Regions from separate parts of the Mus musculus genome. Here regions 1 and 2 are each linked to region 3. The links are chromatin loops, found by intact Hi-C in ENCODE. Cell type or tissue: left cerebral cortex. All regions are shown on one strand.

What was found. Hi-C counts contacts between places; a loop is a spot of excess contacts. Peaks named below come from ENCODE experiments on the same cell type or tissue, not always from the same donor. Only the 100,000 strongest peaks of a DNase experiment are listed, where the experiment ranks them.
Region 1: a loop joins it to region 3, with 4 times the contacts of the local background. A loop is called at or near these places in 9 of 42 quality-filtered maps.
Region 2: a loop joins it to region 3, with 2.5 times the contacts of the local background. A loop is called at or near these places in 2 of 42 quality-filtered maps.

The regions. Positions count from the first base shown.
Region 1 is chr14:13,913,330-13,921,329 of GRCm38, reverse strand. Gm281 reads left to right here and starts at 6,809. Exons shown (of 15, transcript XM_011244864.1): 1 at 6,809-6,932. The coding sequence starts at 6,890. It overlaps Gm11100 (predicted gene 11100), which reads right to left and starts at 2,886. Exons shown (of 5, transcript NM_001370907.1): 1 at 2,762-2,886. The coding sequence starts at 2,886. In left cerebral cortex, a CTCF peak has its summit at 3,461 (motif pointing right); DNase peaks (open chromatin) are centred at 3,490 and 5,911.
Region 2 is chr14:13,587,009-13,595,008 of GRCm38, reverse strand. All of the region lies in intron 3 of Synpr (synaptoporin), which reads right to left. Among named protein-coding and RNA genes, the nearest start is that of Sntn, 80 kb to the left of the region's middle. In left cerebral cortex, no CTCF peak of the experiment used is centred here; DNase peaks (open chromatin) are centred at 2,542, 3,278, 4,219, 6,764 and 2 more places; H3K27ac peaks cover 2,343 bases.
Region 3 is chr14:13,455,488-13,463,487 of GRCm38, reverse strand. All of the region lies in intron 1 of Synpr (synaptoporin), which reads right to left. Among named protein-coding and RNA genes, the nearest start is that of Synpr, 5.5 kb to the right of the region's middle. In left cerebral cortex, a CTCF peak has its summit at 3,963 (motif pointing left); DNase peaks (open chromatin) are centred at 3,937 and 5,387.

The sequences.
Region 1 (8,000 bases), 460 kb before region 3:
GTAGATAAACAGCAAGTTCCAGGATATGAGGGACCCTGTCCTAGGCGAATAAGGCAGAGAGCCATAAAGGAAGACAATTGACGCCCTCCTCTGGCTTCTATACTATAGCACACATATGCGCACACAGCAGCACACTCCACAACCTCACATGAACACAACTACTCACCAGTTCTAAAGCTGTCTGCTTATATCATCTAAATGAATACATGCAGTGTATAGCATTTCAAGCTTCTAACATTAGTTTGTTTCTGTTTCTGTTTTGTTTTGGTTTGTTTTTGTGGCTGGAGATGGAATCCAGGCCTTGGAATGCTAGAAGATGTTATACTAGTAACCCCTACCCTCTGCCCTGGGATGTGTGAGTTTTGCTAATATAGTTCTCTGAAGCCACTGTTTCCTTTCTTCTCATTGCTGAGTTGTATGCCACAACATGGGTATATCACACCGTATTTACCCACCCACTCATCGAAGGACATTTGAGTTGTTTCCATTTGGGGGGCTATGATGAACAAAACTATAAGCAACAGGGCATAAGCTTTTGTGTGAACATAAATCTTCACTTCCCAAGTATGACATCCCAGCTATAGCATGATATGATTACTTTGCAAAATCCCAGCTTGTTGCTTGCTACATTGCATGCATAGTATATTTATATGATGTACATGTTTCCGATTTGGATTAAAATAAATTAATGACCATTAAGATGAACTTCATATACTACCTAATGAATCTCAGGTACCAATATAAAAGTGTTGTTATCTTCCAGGAAAACACTGCTGCATCAACTTCAGAGACAATCACCCCAGGGAAGAGGTCCCACTGGGCACGTGGTCACTGCAGGCTGATGGCATCAGTCTCATTCCAAACCACACCTGCTGACTGTACAATTTGTTAGCTATTTTTTTTACAAGATTTAGTTTTTTTCATTTGAAAATGGGTATACTCTTACCAGAGATCTGAAAAAAAAAAAAAAAGAAATAGTTTCTATGTTACATCCTATTGAAGCCTTCAGTAGGTGACAGGCATTATTAGCCTGAGGATCAAATGAGGACACATATTCTAGAGGTGAAAGGAATGCAGCCTCATGGGCTAGACACCTCCCATCTAGGAGCAAGGCAATAGCTGTACATAAGCACCTTCTGGATTCACGACTCACACTGAGTACTAAGATTTCTGCATGGCTATGTTGCAATATGTTTCTTGTAGGTAGCAATAAAGTGCCCCAAAGAAGATACACTGTTTCCTTCCTTGCCCCAAAGTAACTTGTCAGTATCAACCTTCTGTGGACCCTCCAAGACCCTTAGTAACTTCAGTGCTTTAATAACTTTTGTTGCCATAAACATGTGCATGGCCACTCTGACACACAACAGAAATACATTTCAGGGGGGCTGGTGAGATGGCTCAGTGGGTAAGAGCACCCGACTGCTATTCCAAAGGTCCGGAGTTCAAATCCCAGCAACCACATGGTGGCTCACAACCATCCGTAACGAGATCTGACTCCCTCTTTCTGGAGTGTCTGAAGACAGTTACAGTGTACTTCCATATAATAAATAAATAAATCTAAAAAAGAAAAAAGAAAAAGAAAAAGAAAGAGTTCGGGGGCGGGGGGCGGGGATACATTTCAGAGTGCTCATGGATCCTGAATACCTTCCATGTAACTGATCAGGTTAAAAATAAAAAAAGAATACTTTGCTTTAAGCAGGCATCGGTGGCACACATCTGTAATCTCAACACTCAGGAGACTAACACAGGAGGACAGAGCACAAAGCCAGTCTGAGCTATTACGGAGAGAACCAGCCTCAGAAACAAGCAAACACCCATGTTGTGTCTTCTATCCTTTACCTACCACTGATTTATATAACACAAAATTAAAATGAGGCATGCTCCTAATAGTGTATGTCTGTCTTTACAGTTTTGCCTTTGACAAGAAATCCCAGGTCTAGGGCTCTTTTGATGTTTCCTTGAAGAGGGTTCAGTGGTGAAATAGGATTAGTAGACATTTCAGCAGTAAACATTGCTTTAGCAGGGAACAGAAAGCATTGATACATTTTCAAAATTCATTGGTGTGGAATGTGAGAAGACGAAAATACTGATACTGGGGGCTGGTGAGATGGCTCAGTGGGTAAGAGCACCCGACTGCTCTTCCGAAGGTCTAGAGTTCAAATCCCAGCAACCACATGGTGGCTCACAACCATCTATAACAAGATCTGACTCCCTCTTCTGGTGTGTCTGAAGACAGCTACAGTGTACTTACATATAATAATAAATAAATCTTTAAAAAAAAAAAAAAAAAAGAAAATACTGATACTGAAAAATTATATTCTTAATACGGACATTAATCTCACATGACACATTAAAACTCAAATCAGATGGAAAGTAAAGCCTTCTGCCTGGTAAAATTGAGACTTTAATAACTGCAAAAGATGACTTCGACAGCACTCCACATCCTGATCTGATGTAGCACTCCGTCCTCCTACCTACAGTCTATATTTTTAAATTATAATGTTTAAAGGAGATGTTACCTTTTCACAATGGATCTTGTGTAATGAAAAAAAAAAAACCCAAAAACCAAAAATCAAAAGACAAAAACAAAACAAAACACAAAAGACAAAAACAAAACAAAACAAAACCAAAAAAAAAAAAACCACCAACAACAACAAAAAAAAACCCAACCAACCAACCAACCAAACAAACAAAAAAAACCCACAAAAAACCAAAAACCAAAAGGTACCAATGGGAAACGAGGTAAGTCTTTGTTACCTACCTCTCTATCACCTTCCCTTTGAATGAGCCAGTTTTCCTATTGGGTTGCTGGATTCCTTGGTACTGGCCAGTCTTCCCACAGGCAAGCTTTAGGAGTTCACTTTGACAAAACGGAGGGCGCTCCATCGCTGTCACTTTCAGCTGTGCTTTGGATTTCTTTAGTGCTTGAGCGGAAAGGACTTCTAAAATTCATCCAGTGACTGAGATCACGGCTTAATTTTTGGTTGTTTGGAGCAAAACACACAGGAAACATCATTCTTTCTCAAGTGTTAGCACAAACATTTGTGCGACTGACCGTGTTTTACTTCATAATCCTCCAATGATGCATGTGACAGAAGTGTGGGAAATTCCCTGGTAACGTGTGAAATACTACATAGAGAAGGCACATTAGGAATAAAAGAAGTCACAGCATAATTGTTAATCACATTTAGATATCCGTATATGAGTTCTATAAGCAGGACGGTGCTCTAGGGTCTGAGTTTTTCTATTTCACCCCTCAGGAAGTCGAATGCTGTCCTATGAGGCACGAACCAAGAGGCCAGCTGCTGTTTGGCTGTCTCAGTAGTCACCGAAAGGGCTATTTTATTTCATCTTGAGTTTCTGTGGAAGTCTTTTAAAGCATGAAGCTAAAAAAGTTCAGTACCTGGATCATTTGCACAGTATTTCTGCATTTAACCCTTAAGAGCAAATACTGCCTAGGTGAGAACATTACCACAAGGTGGCAGCAGACACTAGGCTATAGTTTAGTCTCAGGCTTCATTGGCTCTCTGAGTAGCTGAGTTCAATAGGACTTGGTGCTTAAAAAGAAGGCCTCCGCAGGAAAGCTGAAGAAAGGTATATAATTTACTCTGGTTCCTGTGTGTGTACCCATCAATCATCCATATCACTGATGTGCATAGCATTTAGCTGAACATCTTATATAAACGCAGCTTTCAACTCAATACATTTGAGATCGGACGAAATAAACGCACACGATACTGATGATTTTGGTACGTGAGATTTTGTACAGTTGAATATCTGGGAGAAGAACTTTAGATGGAACAAGAGGCTGGGAGTATGACTTAAGACCCTCAAGACTCTGGGTTCAAAACTCAGCACTTAGAGAAAAAGCAGTAATAAAATGTATAACATTGAGGTGCTACTATGGTGTGTTCAGGACGGTACATCTGAGCTCTTGCTCCAGCCTTGGGCTGCGGCCTGAGTCTCGTTACAGTCACGTGATTTGCTCATTTTTTCATCTCTCAAATGGGAATGCTATGGGTGATAGCTATATAGTGAGATTCACGCGAAGTAGAAACTCTGCCGTAGCAAGTAAGACTCTCAGGAGGCAGAAGATTCCTGGTCCAGACTCTAAACCACTTCACTGTGGCGGAGATGCTTTGGTCACGAGGGTGGAGCTCTGTCCAGGTCTAGTTTTCCTCTTGGCGAGAATCATGGGTATTAGAATAAATAGATATACCCGCGAGCAATTCCTTTAACCAGAAGTTTTCACATAATAATTAGTATTGAATCTTCATTTTGTTGGATTCAATCAAATGAATGGTTGGCTGTGATGAGTTTTATGGCAGGAAGAGAGAGGTATTTTTATTCATGTGAGTGAGTGCTCATGCCTCTCTGTGTACAAGTGTTCCCTTCTCCAGTAGGTCACGGAACAACCCTAAAGCATGTAATCTGGCTACCGGAAAAAAAAAAAAAAAAAAAAAAAAGTCAAGGGAAAAAGAAGGGCACACGAGAGAGATAGCAGTTCTGCAGCCAGTCAAGACTTAAAACCTAGTTTTATACCTAATAAGTTCTGGAACCTTAGGAAAGGGGAGAAAACCTCTGAGCCTCATTTTTTGTGTGTGTGTGTGTTTAAAATATGAATAATCAATGGCACCTCCCACCCCCCCCCCAAACTATCTTAAAGTGCTATGGGACAACCTGACACAGACACAATGAAAGGAATAATTTCAGCTAATTAAATGTAGGCAATGCTATGAAGAAAATACAAGAGGGTGATAAGGTAAAGAGACAGGATGAGGGGCAATGCTGGCGGGGAGCACTGGGGTCACAGGGTCTGAAAGCCGAGCAGGGAAATAGCTGTGTGAAGATCTTCATGGTTCAGGCACATGAGACGAGAAACAGGGTGTGTACATGATAAGCTAGAGAAGTCGTCTGGGCCAAACCAGCTTAGCACTAGAAACCAACTTAGTGGTCCTCGCTTTGTCTTCAGAGGGAGGGGAAGGGAAGTTAGCAGGCCTTATAAGGAAGTGGTCCATGTATATTTTTTTCTGCAATGGTATCTAGTCTGGACAGAAGTTACTTAGAATTCCTGCCAAGATTACAATTCTCACACTCCAGGAACTTTTACAAATAAGTTGATTTAGGAACTAATGAAGGATTCTAAGGCCACCATAAAAAAAGGGACCAAGGAAGACCTCTTAAAGCGGTGACAGCTGAGATGAGGCATTTTATGTAAAATGTGACAAACTATGCTAAGAATTGGAAGAGGAATTTAAAGAACAAATAACCACATAAGTAAGAATTGGGTGGTGGATGTGTCTGAGGCACACATGGTGGCAAAGACTAGTGTGTCAAGAATGGGAATGTAGGGGTAAGGGAGACAAGTGTTCTTATGTCTTAAAAATAAAAATTACTGCTCAGAAGATGCACTGGAAAGGGAAGACAGCACCTTTGGAAAAGGCATCAGGGAGGTAACTAGGTTTAGGGTCCAGAGAGTGATGAGGAGTTCCCCAGGCAGGTGGAGAGAGTCAGAAGAGAGAGAGACAGAGACAGAGACAGACACACAGAGATAAAGGCAGACAGACACAGAGAGGGGTTTGGCTAGAGAGCTAGGGTATTATAATAGTCTAAGAACACAGATGTTTGAGGCTACAATGATGGCCAGCTATTAATGAGTAAGGCTCACAACTAAAAACCAAGAGTAAAGTAGATTCACTAAGGAATATTCAACAGAGCTAAAGACACAAACCACAATTTCTCATAAAGCTCATTTTCTTTTCAATAGCCCTCACAGCACATGGCAAGGATCCATCTCGATGTGAGCACTTCCTGGCCATTTGTAGATGTCCCTCTGAAAACCAATCCATCTACAACAGGCCAAAGTCTGTTTCAAACACAGCATTCCTTGCTCTCAACGATATCTTTCTGTTGAACACACATGAGATTGCATAATCTTATATCAGTAACCATAGCAACAGTTGACTTCTATAGAGACAGCAATCCGTTGAATTCTCTAAATTAGATTGCAAACATGAATTTCTGCAGGAACCTGGAATGGATTTGTGAGAATCAATGGGGTGTAATAGGGAGGGGTGGGAACTCTGGCAAACTGTAAAGTATTGGGCCAATCGAATGTTACAGAACCACGCATTTGGGAGAAAATTTTTGAGGATCGAAATATGATCTCCAGCCATAGTTGGCTCCGAGGTCAGCTCTCTGCTGCCTTTTCCAGATATTTTTGGGTGAACTCTGCAAGCAGCCATTGGTAGTCTTGGAGCAGGTCCTCCTTCAGGTTAAACTTGAATGTCATAATATAGAGTGGCTCTGGCTGGGGGCTGCACTCAGGCTGGTTTTGCATCTCCTTTCTAATCTGCTGTGCTTAGCAACTTGAAATCCCTCTGTAAATCTGGTAAACTGGCTCTTGGTTTTAAACTGGGGTGTAATGAATACATCAAGCAGAAGAGAACAATGAGGGGTGGGGTCATTAGTGAGTGAAATCCTTTTGAATCTTAATGAAATGAGTCCAGTGAGCACATTTCCTGAAAAGCTTCATCTTTTGGCTACCCCCTACCTCCCCACTTCAAACACCTCCCCTCTACTCTTCACCCCCACTGCAAATACCCACTTCAATTCTCCACCACCCACCCCAAACATCCCCTTCCAACCTATTCCCCCACAGCTCTCTGACTCCTGAATCAGAGATTTTCTTCCACCTGGCTTAAGTAAATCCAGTTGCTGGAGCTTTAGCCTCACAGGGCAAAGGTGTCACTTTACAGATTAGGTAAGTGTGTACTTGCTGCCTAGAAACAGGTCTCGATATGGTGACTCTGCAGGAAGCCTGTGATCATCTTAGAAGTTAGCCAACTGGAACAGCATTTCTGCAGCAGCCAGAGCCCTTGATTCAACCATGCTTCCTTCCCAGCTCTTCTTTGTACTGCTTGCTGCCTCAGGTTAGTGTTTGCATCATTGTTACTTAACTACGGAAGCAATAGTCGGAGTGTCTTCCTCTGGGTTCCTTTTCACTTGCTCTAGAACATTTGATGGGGATAGTCTTTTGAACTCAAGGGCTCCCGGGTTGTACCTCATTGGATAATCTACCTCCTTATCAAGATATTTTCACAGATGCAGTTTATAGATGGGCATCAGAGCAAGTTCTCTGGGAGACAGTTGGCCATTTCTACTGGTATCTAGAATCTGGAACCTCGGGAGACAAACTTCTACCCGTGGAAGATTTACCTAATGAACTGCACAACAGTGAAAGATGTTTGTGGCCCATTTGTAACTAGGGGAAATATTGCCAGAAGGCAAAATAACTCATATGCTAAGAATGTAGCAAGGATTACTTTGGAGATTACAGGAAGAAATGGTAGAGTTGGAAAAATGGGGAAGACTATATAGATGATTTAAGTTGTTTTCTATTTCATATATTTTCTTACTGATTAATGTAACAGATTCTACTTTGCATGAAAAGAACACGTAACATGTCTTACTAATACTTTATTTAACATGTTGAAATGATATTTTAAGTACTTTGGATCAAGTAAAATCATCTTTACCATCTTTAAAAAAGATTCAACAATGTTCTTAAAACAACAACAACAACAAAGTTTCACTTCGTGGACCTGGTAAGTCTGGAATTGAATAGGTAAGCCAGGGTGGCCTTGAACTCACAGACATCTACCTGCCCCCTACCTCTGCTTCCTGTAGCACACAGAAAGGATTAAAGCTGTGCCTGTCTGTTTTGATTTTTTTTTAAACATTTATTTATTACATGTAAGTACACTGTAGCTGTCTTCAGACACACCAGAAGAGGACGTCAGATCTCGTTACAGATGGTTGTGAGCCACCATGTGGTTGCTGGGGTTTGAACTCTGGACCTTCGGAAGAACAATCGGGTGCTCTTACCCACTGAGCCATCTCACCAGCCCCCTGTTTTGATTTTTGTTGAAAGATTCTGACAGAATGTAAAAGGTCACAGAAGCCCTCAAATTGGCAAAATAGATTTCATTGTTAGCAGA
Region 2 (8,000 bases), 130 kb before region 3:
GTGCTGGGATTAAAGGCGTGCGCCACCAAGCCTGGCCTTTCTTTATAAACCAAAACCAAAACAAAACAAAATGAAAAAACAAAAAAGCAAACCAGAAAATCTACACAGCCTCAGCATCCAAAATTATATAATAATAGAGTGGGAAGGAATTGTGGAGACAGACTCAGCTCATCACATGCTCCTTGGAATAATAATTCAAGTATTGCACTAGTTTGTTATTTGACACCACTGGCATCTCAGGTGGACTACAGAGGGTGGTCAAGGATGGCCAGCACTGAAGAAAAGTAATTTACCCACACAGAAAACTTGCCACACTTCAGTATCCACGTCTGTGACTGATCAGGAGTTCATTCATTTTTATATGGACTAAGATGTAATATATATATATGTTATGGAGACTAGGATAATGGAAGTGTTGCAAAGATGATGGTAAGGATGATATTTTTTCAGAGGATAGGATATATATGTTCTTGCTCAACGACACTGGGCAAGAATACAGCTGAAATGATTCTCGTCTTGATTTATATTTTGCTATCCTTTTAAAAGTATAATCATGTTTCTGAGATTAAATAAATATTGCTTGAACTTTGACAACTCAACTTAAGGTGTTGAATTGGGTGTTTTGTAGGCATCTTAATGTTTGTAATGCGGGAGGAGGGTTAACCCTTCATTTCGCCAAAATACACAATAAACCTGATGTAGCTATGTCAAGACAGGCCATTTGAAGGTGCTCCACCCAGAGGAATGAGTCACTGGTACACTGAATGGGTGCCCGGTCATACAACCTAGCAGAGAGTATGTGTGTTCTCAGTCATCATGCTGCCTGAACAAAAAGAGAGTGCAAGGCTGGGGTATGGGAATGGGAGGGTTTTTTTGGTCCTTGATTTTATTATCTATCTCTATGCAATGTCTCTATGCAAATGTCCCCTTCATGCCCATCCCTTTGAGTGATTAGTCATGATAAGTTTTGTATGGTTCTGGAGTAGGCATATTTTACTGTATTTGACCTTTGGAAATGGTGAAACCTTTCCATTTAGGGGAATGGTTATGATTCTATCTCACACTTTCTTCCAACCAGCTTTGCCCTTTTTCAAATGAGCAAGTAGCATTCACACACAGGTTCTTGAAAAGAGCTATTTTTCAAGCCTTCCCTATGCCTTTCTAGAATTGAAGACCCATTACTCTGTCAAATATCAACCCATCTGTCAGCCTGCAACAGATGGTTCAAATGAAGAACTTTAAAAATACCAAGGAGGAAATTATTCTGTGCTTTATCAGACAGAGCTTAAATTCTATCTAACTTCAGCAGTATCCTTCCCTCCTTATCATGTGAACTGAAAGTGGGGAAAACATTGCATTGGAATTACAAATTAGAAGCCATTACTCAGCAAGATGATTTCTGGCTTCAAGACAACTTTACTGTTAGATGCGAAGCAGGAGATAGACTTGGGCTGTGGTCTTACACTAACACTGTTCAGGCACATGTAGTGAAACAGTGGAAAATTAAGACCTTGTCTTAGAAAGGTAGAAAGGAAAGGATCGCCCTATGAAAATCATGTGATAAGGCTTCTGAATAAATTACAGAGGCTCTTACTTTCACCATCTGTTCTCCTTTCTGTTCTTGCTTCTTGTTTTCTACAAGATCATCCTTTAAAAATTCTGTGTCTCTGGTAGGCAAATTTTGAGCAGGTACCTAACACTAGAAGGCGGTTGAACATGAAAGAATGAACAGATGTGGATTAAGTGTTCTCTCTCTTCATGTGTTATGTCTCCATTTGTTTCTCTCTGTGTGTATGTGTCTGTCTGGCCCCCTCGCATGAGCGTGTTTGTGTGTGTGTGTAAGAGAATAAACATGGAAACTCCATTAGTTTCATTTTTAAGTATGTGACTAAATTGCCATGGCATTATCAAGCTGGCAGTTCATGTGTGAGGGTTTTACTTTATTTAACCATTCTAGGTTATGGTCCATCATTGTGGGGGACTCAAGGCAGCCAGAAATAAAGCAGCACGTGGCATCTTTAGTTGGGAACAGAGAGAGAATGAACCTGTGCATGGCTTTGCTCTGCTGACTCTCCTTTCCATTCAGCTAAAGTTCTAGCCATGACATGGTGTCACCCATATTTCGAGTTTATATCCACATCTCAGTTAATGGAATTAAGATAATTTCCCACAGACATTCCCAAAGACTGACCTGATCTCAAACTATCTATTTAGACTCTTCCCTGATGGTTTTAGATTGCTTCATGTTGACAGTGAAAACTCACCTTCCCAGAGGCTCATGCTAACTTGAAGTGAAATTGTTTGGGAGGGGCATATCACTAAGGCTGGCCTTGAATTCACTGTGTAGTAGAGGATGACCTTGAATAGCTGATCCTCCTGCCTCCACCTCCTGAGTGCTGGGATTAAAGGCTTCACCCTTTCTATCCAGTAAACCAGGGTTTCCTTCCTGCTAGGCAAGCACTGTACCAATGGAGCTCATTCATTGTGATCATGATGCTTTTTGTAAGCTTGAAGCAGTGATGTCAGCTCCAAACTTCCCAGAGAAAGTGATCATATGCTTCCTTGGGTTGTTATTTCAATCTTGTGAAGTAAATATTTTGGAGTATCCCCTGTCTAGACATAAATATTAATTGAATCATAACTTATGTCTCATGCTTTATTTAGCTGTTTGTACCGTGCTTTGTCAGTTACATCATACTTTCGATTCACATTCCAGTTTTACATTTCTAGGTTTTGGGTTTTCTTTTACAATTGCGGTGAGAATTTTTAAAGATGTAGACAGACTTCCATATCTCTAGATTTTTTTCCTATGAGTATCAGAAGATATGAGTAGAAAGTTTTCAGAAGCAAATGTATCCTAGGATGTCTGCAAAAAACGGCTCAGCCAGCATGATGCTTGCTGTTCAAGCAGGAGGTTCTGAGTTTGGATGGCCATCACCCATATACAAAGCTGGCAGTGGTGGCTTGCAGCTGTAACCTCAGCCAGGAGGATCCAGAGATGGGAGGATCCCTGCTGCTCACTGGCTGCTGAGCTCACAAGTGGATGCGCTGGAGGTTCAGTAAGGACCTTGTATTAAAGATAGAGTGTGAGAAGGACAACCAACATTGACCTCCAGCTTCCATGCTTACACACAGCACACACACACACACACACACCCTAGTGAAAATCTTCTGGACTTCATGTACCATAATGCTAACAGACATCTCACTGTAAAGCAGATTCTGATTTGGAAGGAACAGAACAGAGTCTGAGAGCCAGAATTTCTAACGTGCTTCCAAGCTCTGTATGTGCTGCTGCGCACATATGAACTCTGAGAAGCATGTCTAGCCTATGAGGAGACTTCCTCCATGCCAACTTTCCAGCCTACATTATGGCTAGGATCACCCACTATGAAAGAACATACCACACTATTTTTATACTTTTCTGCCTCACTTTCAGATATGTTTGTTCATTTTGCCAGTTCAGTTTTAAGATAGCTGCCACTTCCCTCCCTCCCTTCCTCCCTCCCTCCCTCCCTCCCTCCCTCCCTCCCTCCCTCCCTCCGTTCCTTCCTTCCTTTCTTCCAACATCCATCAGATTTGTTTCTATATACTGGGCACTGTGATAAGTATTTGCATGAAATAATCTCATCTAATTCTCAGTAGATGTTAGCAGGACTATTATTGATGTGCAGCTGAAGATACAAAGAATAAAGAGATCACCAGGCTAGCAAGTAGAAAAACTAAGATGTGACTAGTCTGACTCCAGAGCCTGTGTCTTCACCATTAAGAGTTTATTAAGATTTTCCCTTCTTAGGATCATCTCAGGTGTATTTACATACTCACCTTTGCCCTTTCCCAGAGTTACTTTCAAGTGGTATGAAGAGAGTAAAATTCTACAAAAATAAAGAAAACATACATATGTGCTACTTTTTCCTCACTTTTCCTCCCCAATTTGCTCCTTGATGAAATCCATGAAGGCAAATATTAGGCTATTGGGAGTAACATTATCAAACAGAAGTCCAATCATGTGTACTTAACCAAACTGAACATTATTATGCTCTGCATGAGGAGTTATGCTGTAGGGTCATCATCTGATATATGGTATATTAAAATTTGTGATGATGAGCCCTCATATGCCATATTGTGTTCTGCTGGTGAGAGGAAGAAGTTGGTTGCTAAAAAAGTTAAGGTTCTATGAAATATATTCTTAGTCATGAAGAAGAGCCTGTTCCCACATGAATTTTCAGAAATCAGCTAAAGGACAGTAACTTTGCAGTTTGTGAAATGGCTTGGTAGATGACAGTTATATCATTCCAGTTTAAGATCTTTTCACTACACATAAAGTTGAGATAGAGAGTGATTTTTGGAGCACAGAGAAAAGCTGTGAGCCTGTTTTAGAAGGTAGGTGGGGGACTGTGACTTTATACCTCCAAAACACTTCCATTCAGTTCATGTGAACAACATTAATCTTCCTGGGAAGTAGGAATAGGGAAACATATTTACACAAAATGTTAACTTGATGATCTTTGGACAGTATGAAGGCTGAATTATGGTACCTGTCAAGGACTGTTGTTTAACTTAAATAGAAACAAAAGCACATGCAAAGCCAATGTCCAGAAATATGTTGGAAATAGAGAAGGGTTGAATCACACAAGAGTTGGGATAGATCCTAAAATCTGTTTGAAATGAGAAAGTTGTCAAGTCAACAAACAAGCAAGCAAACAAACAAAACAAATCTTTCAGTGAGCCCATCATGTCTGCTCTAGTGAGCACTACCCTTGCTTTTGTGTATGCTTGAAGTTGTTAGCTTGTGTTTGGGACCATGTAGAGTAAGAAATAAATATCCCCCAGCATGGATGGAATTTCTTCAGTTCAGGGAATTAGTTTCATCATGAGAATAAGAACTGAGCAAACATACTGTATTTGTGCAGGCAGAAATTTTTAAAAATATCTTTTAATACCTTATTCTTTTTTCTTTGTCTTTTTGCTAAATGCTTTGAATGGCCATATGGCTAATGTGCATTGAGTCGTTCTGTCATATGGCTGGGTTGGAACAGCTAGGAGGATTGCTGTTCAGTTGCTTTTTGGTGCTGACCTCCACCTCTGCCTCTCCCAATGATTTCAAAGTAAGGGTTCTCAACCTCTGCTCCCTTGAAACAAATGTCTTCTTATTCAAATACTCACCAACATTTTTGCTTCTCAATTTGAAATGGCTCTGAGGATTAATTTTACCATAGCCATTAGGGAGGTTCTAGCTCAACTGGGTCATATAATAACTATTTATAAACATGAATGAGAAGACTGTCCAAATGGAAAATTCATAATTCATTTTAGTGCTTTGGAAAATGAAACAATTCCCCTAATGCTTGGCATTCATAAGAGCAATACCAAATTGTTCTTAATATAACACATAATATAAATGATATTACCTTCCCTTGGGAATTGAGCCCCACGCTTCATGCATGTTAGGTGAACTCCAAACACTGAGTTAGGTCTCTAGCCCTTTTGACATTTTTCATTTTGAGACCAGGTCTCAGGGTACTCTCAAGTTGCTCCAGGGTGACCTTGAGTTCACTCTGTAGCCCAGAGAGGCTGTGAGCCTGTGATCCTCTTGTCTCAGTCTGTTGATAAGTGTGTTTTTAATATAGCAAGAGGCAAAACTATGAACATGTTAATGCTATTAGGGAATATAATTGTCACGGAGGAGATAGACAGTGAGCAAGGTGAAGTAAAAGCTCAGATACCAGGGACAAATATTCCTGTCCCTGGTGGATTCAAAGTTCAACAAGTGATTTTTATTTGCAATTAAAATGGAGAAAGACACCTAATGGTACCCTCTGGTCTTCACATCCATATACTTACACCCCTTTACTCCCACATGGGCACATGTACCCACACATATATGAATGGAATACACATACATGCACATATACCACACACTTACTATACACAAGTAGAAAGAAAAAAGGAACAATCATGTGATCATCTCTGGGTCCTCAAAACAGAAGGACTAGGAGACACAAGGATTCCACAATGGGAGATAACTCAGTGGACTTGCTAATGTAGAAAAGTTAAAGACTTAAACACAAGATGATGAGAATCCATATTAAGGAAATATGGCAGTTGTAGTCAGGGAAGAAGTAATAAAAAATGATGGCTTACTCATTTGCTTTAGAAGTAAGTACAAGGCTTTCTGTTGGGAAAAACACTGGATTCAAAGAGAATATATGGTGCTTCCAATTATTATGGGCCTGCCTGACAGACTATGATCTCAGGATTACAAACACCAGTGGACTCTATCAGTAAACCATGTGGACCTAGAGACCTGCCTCATTGGATGACAAGGTTTTATAAGCGGGTCAGGGTGTTGAATGGTCAGTTCAGTCAAGATCAAATCTTGGGCTTTATTTGATTTTTCAAAATTTTACAAAAGCAAAAACGAGGGGCCTTCTCTTTGATTCAGAAAAACGAAGTTTTAATTCTCATAAATGTTTTGAAATTTTAGATAGACAATTCAGGGGTGTTACCATTTTATGTTTTTGAGAATTTTCTTTGAAAGGACTTCTTTAAAGTCCATAAACTCTGGGTTAGCATTGCAGCATCTCTTAGCAGCTTTCCTCTTGATTCTTACCCAGTCATGACCCCATCTGCATTGCAGATCTTTACCCCTAATGTTTGCTGCCACCCACTATGGGTATCCTAACTTGTCTGAAAATAACTCATGTCTCCCCAGACACCTACTCTTTCATCTACATGGATCATGGGGCTGAAGGCAAAGCTCTCATGCTCTATGCCAAATGCAGCAACAGTTTTAAGTTCCTGGGCCCAGCTGCACCCTGCTGCTTTCTTCAGGATAGGAGGGTAAGGTGCCCTGCATCTGACAGGTCTGCCTTCATGTTCATACCAGATGCTTCTCTGATGTTTCTCACCTTGGACCTCTTTCAAACGAGAATAATAACTCACAGGATTTCATGGACCTGTAGATGAAATAAGGCATGTGAGCTCTCAGCTCTGGTCTGGCATGTTGGAATCCCAGGCAAGAGACAGCCCCGTGGTAGACTTCCCAAGCACTCACTGAATACCACTATAGTAATCTTTTGCTATTCTTTATTTCATTTATTGATATATTTGTGTGTGCGTGTGTGTGTGTGTGTGTGTGTGTGTGTGTGTGTGTGTGTGTGTGTGTATGGATATGAAGATGTGAATGCACACACACAATTACATATGTCACAATGCATACATGGAAGATAGGGCACAACTTTAAAGAATCCTTTTTGTCTTCCACCAAGTAGGCTCCAAGATTTAAACTCAGATCATCAGATTTAGCAACAAGCGCCTTTCCAGGCTGATCCATCTTGTCAGCCCTGCAGTTCGAGGGCTTATTTAGTGTAGTGTAGTGTCCCAATTCTACTACCAGTGTATCATTCAATTGTTAACATAATGCTTTTTAACATGAGCTAGCAGTGCATTCTTTTTTTGTCAGACATCTGGGTGCACAGATATGTAAGTGCTTTAGAGTTCATGCTGCCTTAGAAACCTTTTCTTTGCAGTGAGAGTCAGATCCAGTTAAGATCTGTTGTATTGTTATGCTCATTTTGCCTCTCCTATAGCTTTAAATAGATCCATTTTCACAGGCACTCACCTGTCCTCACCTGTATCACCCCACACAAGATCTTGTATCCTTTTTGATGTGTGCTCCCACACTCTAGTTCAGTTCTACTCACAAAGGTGGTCCTATGGGTCTTCCCAGATGGTTCAGCCTTTGTCATGTGATAGTACCCATCTAGTGATTTGTGTTCCTTACAATGGCCCTTGATGCCATAAACTAAATATCTCCCAAACCAGGGTTCTCAATCCTTTAACTTTCTTTGGGTTTTGGTTCCTAATGCTATTTTCTTTTTCTTTTTTTTTTAAAAGATTTATTTATTTATTATATGGAAGTACATTGTAGCTGTCTTCAGACACTCCAGAAGAGGGAGTCAGATCTCGTTATGGATGGTTGTGAGCCACCATGTGGT
Region 3 (8,000 bases):
GACTCAGCAGGTTGCAGGTTACATTTATAAATTTGTGAGTTTATATTATTCATAGCTAACAAAAGTAACTAAGGAAAGAAAGGCCATGGATTTGAGAGAGGCAGGGAGAGAGTGGGAGGGGAACATGAGAGAGCTTGGAGGTAGAAGGGGGTATCATGTAATTAAATTTTAATTTTTAAAAATTATAAAAAACAAAAACCAGTCCAGTCATTATCAACTTTAGTCAGCCACACATTAGATGTCCTTTATTCTCCCCTTTCTACCAAAGACAGAGACTAGGTTGGAATATTTTCTATCAGTTTTTCACGTGTTATCATAGTGGGAAGGAATTCAGCATCAGAGTCAAACACAATGAAGGTACAGCTCACAGTCACCACTTATACACTGTGGGCAAGTGGCTCAGCATTCTCATGCCTTTAAAATAATAATAGTGATTTTCTCATCTTGTCTGGAAAATGAAAGTCCTGCAAGGTACACAGCACAGCCCCTGTAAACAATGCTGTACAGATGGCAGTCACCTGAGCTCAGTGTTGGTCCTGTTAAATCATCTTCATCCTAAGCATCTTGAATTCTCTAAAGGAGTCTACATCCTACACATTCAGTGGGCTCCAATACTCTCCCCTTTAAACTCTTTTGCAGAAATGTTATGGGATTAAATAAATTAATATGCATGAACACTTGGAGCCTTGCCTGTCATATAGTTATTACCCAAGATGGCTCAGCTCTTAAACTTAACATTTACTACAATAATAATTAGCTTTCTAAGGATTTTTAAATGTGCCCCTCAGCCAGCCCTTAGCGTGTAAATCTTGATGGTGTGTTCTGCATCAGTTTTAGTTGCCTCCAACTACAAACCCTCGGTGTCAGTGCCTGGCACACAGTTGCCTCGCATAAGATGGACAAATGAATGGCTATAAATGTATGGCTGAATGAATAAGCACGCACTCTTGCCTTACTGAGGATGATATCTCAGAAACAAAACCATGGGAGATGCTCTGCGAGTGTAAAGCCAACAGGAATGGAAGGCGAAATTACCTTAGAGAGGTAGCTGGTCCAGGGAGGTTAGGAAAGGAGCCATTTAAAACCTTGGATATAGAGTCTGAAGTTATGAGTCAGAGAGAAGTGAGTAGAGGAAAGAATCTTGGGACATGACTGCTAGCAGATAATAACCTTCCAAAAATATGAGCTAACTAGATTTATCTGATCAAATGTATCTGGGGGTGCTTTGGTAAATAAAACATGAGAAACGAAAAAAAATAAAACCTATGAATTTCCTGTAGAAAGTTCTAATGAGTAACCTGGGGAAGGCATCTGGGTTTCCCCAGCTCGATACAGTCATGAATTTTGAGAAACTGCTGGACCATGTGGAGATAGCAGAGGGTTAAAGTCCCACAGCATTAGCAGGTAATGGACTGAGGTTCAAGGTTATATCAATCTCCACAATTACAAAGGCAATGGCTTGAGCTAGGACTAATGGGAATGGAAAGGGGGTGGAAGATTCAGAAATATTCTGTGTGAGAAGCAGATCGCAGGGAATGGCTTTATACATATTGCATTTGGTTGTATTATAGTTACTCTCCAGTAATGTGCTCTGTGTTTGAAATCTATAATTTGGCATCAGTCTCCTCTGAGGGAGAATGATCCTCTAGCAAAGCACTTCTAGGCTGCTTTGGCCCCATCCTATAACTACAGTCCTTTTCCTGGCAAATGGAGAGAGCATTTCCCGAAACCTTGTACACTCGCTGAGGATATCAGGTAAAAACAAATAGCAAAATGGACTTAGAGAGAGAAACAATGCCCACAAAATCCCTAAAGAACCTTTCCATGTATCCTTCTGGAGTCTATGGATGAAAGTTATAACTTGCATATTACAGAAGAAGAGACTGAGGCCTATGTGCATCACTTATGGCCAGACATACTTTCCCTTCTGGATTTGGATTTATTTTCTCTCATGGCAAGTTCAGTGCTCTGAGACAATGCAGGCAGAAACATTTTTCTCAGGAATTCTGCCAGGATAATTTACCTAAGCTTTTGTATCTTGGAAAATGTGCCAAGAGTCCAGGAGGTTACCCAGAACACATAAACCACTCAACAGGGGTCTGGATACCATGTAACACTCAAGGAAGGACCTGGCCCTTTCTAAGCTTAGGAGTAGGTAAACATGACCCTGCAAATTCTACTTGCATTTGGTGTGTTTATGTATCTAGTCTTCTGCCAAACTTCATCCAGGAGAACTCTGTCTCTTTTGACTCTCATGAGGCTGAGGTTTGGTTAAACCAGCACCTAAAAATGGTTAGGTGCAGCCAACTAAAAGACAGAGACCTTTCCCCTGGATGCCTGCATCCAATCCCAATATACATTTCTTTTATTAATGAAATCTTAACTTCTTGAGAGTCTTATGCATGCATACATGTATTTTGACCAACTTCACTCCCTCTTCTTTTTAACCCTTTTCATATCCACTCTGCTTCTCATCAGCCCTCCTGACTTCATGTTCTTTCTATTTTTTAAAAATAACCTACCAAGTCTAAATTTTATTTCCCATTTATCCATTGATATTGGACCATCCACTGGAATATAGGCCCTAATATGGCCTATTAAGATGTATACTCTCAATGAAAACTGACTTCCCTCTCCCAGTAGCCTTTAACTGTCCCAGCTCTTCAGCTGAGGGTGAGGCTCATGCTCCCCACTCCTGTTTTGTGATGGAATGTGGATTGGTTTGTTCTCCTGCAGATATCCACAGTTGCTGTTAATTCAAGAGTGCAATAACCCATTATACAGAAGCCTGTTTCCCTTGGGTCCTCCCTGACTTCTGGCTCTTACAGTCTTTCTGTTCCCACTTCCACAGTGGTCTTTTAAGATGAGCATCGCCCACCCCATTTGTAGCTGATCTCTCAGACACCTGTATTTGTGCTTTGACCAGTTATTGAGTTTCTGTATTAATGGGCACATATATCTCTAGTATGCAGCAGATCCATGAATCCACAGCCCTCCATTTAAAACATTTTAGCACATTATTGAGCTAGAAGGAGAGGAAGCTCGGCTCTGCTGCTATCTTTCCTTTGAAGTGAATTCTCCATAGAGCCTTGGGCAAGTCACCAAGCTTTGCTTTTTCCTTCTTCTTAAAGAAATTAACTCAGAGTTTTTTGAGGACATGAGATTGAGGCTGTAATTTGTTTCCTTCTGGGATGATCACTCATACAGCAGGTCTAACCCTACAGCAAAGACAACTGATGCCCCTGCAGTTTCTACCATATATCACTTTATACCCCAGAATCTTTACAGGTGTAAGGTGACCATCTGAAACCACCCAGCTAATGCTGCTGAGGTAGCAGGCCAAGGCTCCACCACCCTTGCCTCTATCACTCCTTGGTAAATGGCCTTTACTACTCAAAAATAGACTAAAAGAGAAAATGGTACACTGTAATTATATCTGCATTTTTCATTAAATGTTATAATTTTGAATGATTTTGAGAAAACATTCAAATTTTAGGATATATTAGTGTGAATCAAGTTCTATTCAATTTTGGCTGCAAGGCTTTAGACACATAATCACGTTTTAGGTGTCTGCCAGTCATTTGCTAAAGGAGATATATTTTAATATTGTCTCATTTGTTGTTTGCTAGGACATAATGAGATAAGATAAGATATCCAGAGTAGTAAAGTGTTGCACAAAAGGGTAGATTCAGGGAGAAGCTCACAGATGCTCCACTACACAGAAGCACGGGGTAGTGACCGGGAGAAGCTTACAGGTGCTCCACAAGCTTCAAACAAGCTGTAGCAGTAAGAAAACTACAAATCTAAGAATCCTAACATTAAAAGAAATGCCACAGGAAGAATCAGCCAAAGGTAATTAGTAAGTGTCTGGCAATGGTTCTCTTCTGATAGAAAAGCAGTTTGGTGAAGGCTTTTGACAATTTAGGTCGTCTTAGCTTAGGGTAAGAGGTGGCTACTGACATCTAGTGGGTAGAGCCCATGAAAGCTACTAAATATTCCACAATGAGATTTCACCACAATGAATGATATGGGAACACACTAATAGTGCTAGGATTGCATAATCTTGGACTATTAGAAGTTCCTCAGGTTCAGAAAGAGGTGAACCTTGTTTATTCCCATGCTGTAGTATCTGGTAATATGCTCAGTACAGACAGGATCCTCCAAAACCATCTGAATGAAGACCAAAGAAAAACAGATAATACAAGCAAGACAGTCCTGGTTGTCAGGGACTGTCTTAGGGCCTCTTTGCACCTTTCTAGTTTGCTTTTCAATCTTTTTTTTCTGGCCTCTCAATATTTCTTCTGTCTTTCTTCTCCCAAGCACTGGGAAGGAGGCAAATCACACCAACTATGACGCTTTCCAGGAATGGCAAACAATGCTTGTAAGACAAGCATGACAGCGTTTCTTCCAGTTTCCCTTCAAAGCACTCCATTAGGCAGACTGCAAGCCCATCAGCAAATCAGTGGATTCCTTCTTATTCCTTCTCTAAGCATGAACAGACCAATAGCACATATTCCCTGAAGGTGTCTTACCAGGCTAGCTAAACTTTGACTTTCAGAAAATACATTCTGTATGTGAAACAAAAACTAGGCTTAGGTGAGGAATGGAAAATAAAGACACTTCATTATGGAAGTAAATGTATTATATCTGTTCACTCTGTCCACATCTTGCTCGGTACCCAGAGCCTGATAGGGATCCTTAAATAGTTGTTAAATAAAGGCGTAACCTGGTAACCAACATTCCAATCCTTTCCTTAAATTTGGTCAATTTCTAAAAAACGTATATCTTGCCATCTCTTCACAGAGCCATAGTACATGACTCTAATACCACTGGCCAACTCCTCCTCCTCCTCAGGAAACTGTTTGTTTGGGGGGCTCTAGTGAAATGCACTGGACGGACCCCTCAGTGGCTTCGTAAGCAGATTTAGGATAGAAGTTATGTTAGCATAGTCACTGTAAAACCTAACGTGAAGACCCATCTCTCTGTGGAGTGGGGAATGATTGGGGTGCTCCTATCTCAGCTCGGCCCTTTCTCTATTTTTTCAAAAATATATAAAGACACACACCCATGATCAAAAAACCTACTTGATTGAGTTGCTCTTGTGCTGATGTCAGACTCAAAACTAGAATTGATTTTTATGTGAATACTAACAAGACCCCTGTTCCATTTGCACACTGACCTATAGTGAGGCTTTTGAAGTTTAAGACTTCTCCATACCTCTTGTCTTTATACCAGCCACTTTATCTATATGCAAGGGGTTCTTTTTAAGCACTCAGCGATGGATATGTTTAAGGACATACATCTATATCTCGAAGAAAAGCAGAAGTAAACAGGTTGGATGGGGTAGGATTCAATGCTGTTTATTTGGGACTTAGTGATCTCTCTCAAGAAGGCAGACTGAAAATGATTTCCTTTATAAAACTGTTTCCAAGATTAGTTTTTAAGGGATGGCATACATTTGATGAGCCCTGGGGCTGAGCCCAACACATTTTCTTCGAGCAAAAGTCTCTGTTTGGTAGCTCTGACTACATTTAGAACCCTCATAAATACTCATAAAAAAAATCAAAGCAATCCGCATTTCTTTACTGGTGTTGGATTTAATAGCACACTTGCTGATTAAACCACAAGATTATGTCTTATTCAAGAACAGGAGAAAAGCGACTACACAATTGTGTTGTTGTTTCCTCCAAAGAAACTGTCAGCTTAGGAATATTTCACTGTGCAGTACACTCTGAGCTTTTAACTGCCTAACTGTCTCTGTAAATGGTAGCTCAAAACTGCTACTCATTAGTCAGCAGATCACGTCAGAAAAACCCTCAATATTGTGATCACTTCAGAGTTTGACTCTGGATGCCACCAATGTGTTTGTGTTTGTTCCTTTGCTTTCTTTATATCCTTTTGAGTTTTGGTAAAATGTAGTAAAGATATCCTGAGCTAGACTTTATTCTAGCCACATTCCTGGGGTTCAGAATGCTGTCAGGTAGAATGGAGACAACACACTGTCTCCCAGAGTTACCATGAGTGCTGTGCCCTGCCACCATGCTGCTGCTTGAGGTGAAATTTGAAACATCTTGGTTCTGTGTTAGTCAAAAATTTCCCCTGGAAGACTTATCTGAATTTTATTGGCTCAGATGGATTTCAAATTTGGAGCTCAGTGCCTGGGTGCAAAGGACTCAGGGCTTCAACTCTTTCACACTGCTCAGCTCCCATATCAGCAGATGTGTGCAATTTTTAATTACCTGGCTTACAGAGAAGCAATATTCTAATTGAAGCCCTTTCCAGTTAGACAGAAAACAAAAAGAAAATCACAGGGGCGACTGAAAGGAAAGTGAGAATTCTATAAAGTTCTCCCAAGTGAATCAATTCAGTTGAAATTGCCTTTTCTACTTTGCATCCATGACAAGCTGGGAGCTTTGAAACACTGATATTTCTAAATTTTCTTGGCATTTTTATTTGCATTCTTTGTTCAGAGATTGAAAGTCAGGGGACAGATTTGTCTTGCTCAGTTACAGGGATACCTTAATTTAGCCACATCTGCATATTGTCTCTCCCCAGGCTGTCTTTCTCGCTACATTCACATCTTGGTAGCTGCACAAATTGAGTGTTTTTAGGCACATAATTAGCCTGGAGTTACAAAAGCACAGTGTGAGGAAAAGGAGGTTATCTATTGTCAGAAGAAGAAAAGATACCCGTGGAAACGTGCTGTGTTATGGTTAAGTGCCTGAAAATCACCGTGGCCTATGAGCTTCCCATAGGTTATGCTGACAAGGTGAAGCCCTGACCGGAGGATGAACATGCCACTCACGCCATCTCATGTGCATCATTGTGTCATCTTATCAAGTTGCACACATTCTCTGTTCTCATTTTCCTATCTTAAAAGTTAGGAGCTGAGATTAGCCTCTTCTCAGTGGCTATGAAGACGAGGAGAGATAAGCCAAAGTGTGTATTTACAAACTGGAAACAATCAAGGCCTTTTTCATTTTGCTAAGACAAAAAGAAGATTTCATTGTGGAAAAATTCAAAACCACTTCACTATTTTTGTCCACAGCATTGGGATTTTTGTTCCTTAAAATAGATTACAACAAACTTTTCTGGACATGGTATTCAGGACTTGTCAGGAGGGATACAATTAAAGATCATGCAGACTTATCCCAATTCAAACTAATGGTTGACAATACTAACTTATTGAAGTTACTGATGTCCAGTGACAGTGGTTTCATGTATGGAACCCTGAGTCTTTCATAATAAGCTGACAAAGAAGAAAGCAGATACTTGTAATTCACCATTCCTTCAAACTCTACTAATTAATCTTGTGGAGTAGCTTCATATGGTGACAACTCCATTTACAGCTCATGACTTTACATGCAACTTGTTACCACTGGCTCTGAAAGAATAACATCCAAAAATGGATGTAGCGAGGAAGAAGGGAGTCAGCTGTGTGTGCTGGAGAGAGGACAGGGCCTGCCCACTCCTAATGCTTTCACTGGGCTCAAGAATGAAAGCCATGCTTGATTTTTTTTTTCAACAACCTACCTGCTAAGGCATACTTAGTTCCTGTAGTATATATGACCTCTGAAGTTGTCCTGGGAACACATTCACTGGGATCAGACAATAGAAATAGTTAGGTGACTTGGGGGGAATTTATTTTTGAAGCTACAGTAATCAAAATTCAGACTGATCATCAAAATGAGCAGCTCTGTGTTAGCATGCAAGTAACAGGTGCATTGCAGGGCACCCTGAAGACAGCACTCAGGCGGGTCAGTTCATTCCTGGGTAGACATCACTCTCTCCTTAGAGTTTATCTGAAACCATGTCACAGTCCCAAAAAACTGTCACTCAAAAAGAATGTGTGCCTCAGAGTTCTAATTGAAATTCCCAACTTTACTTTAAAAGTCTAAAAATTGCCAGGTTTTCACTTGTGATTTATAGGTACCCTAACTTTTGTTACAAATATATTCTGTAGTTCATTTACTGTGAAAAAAAAAAAAGCTATGTAGATT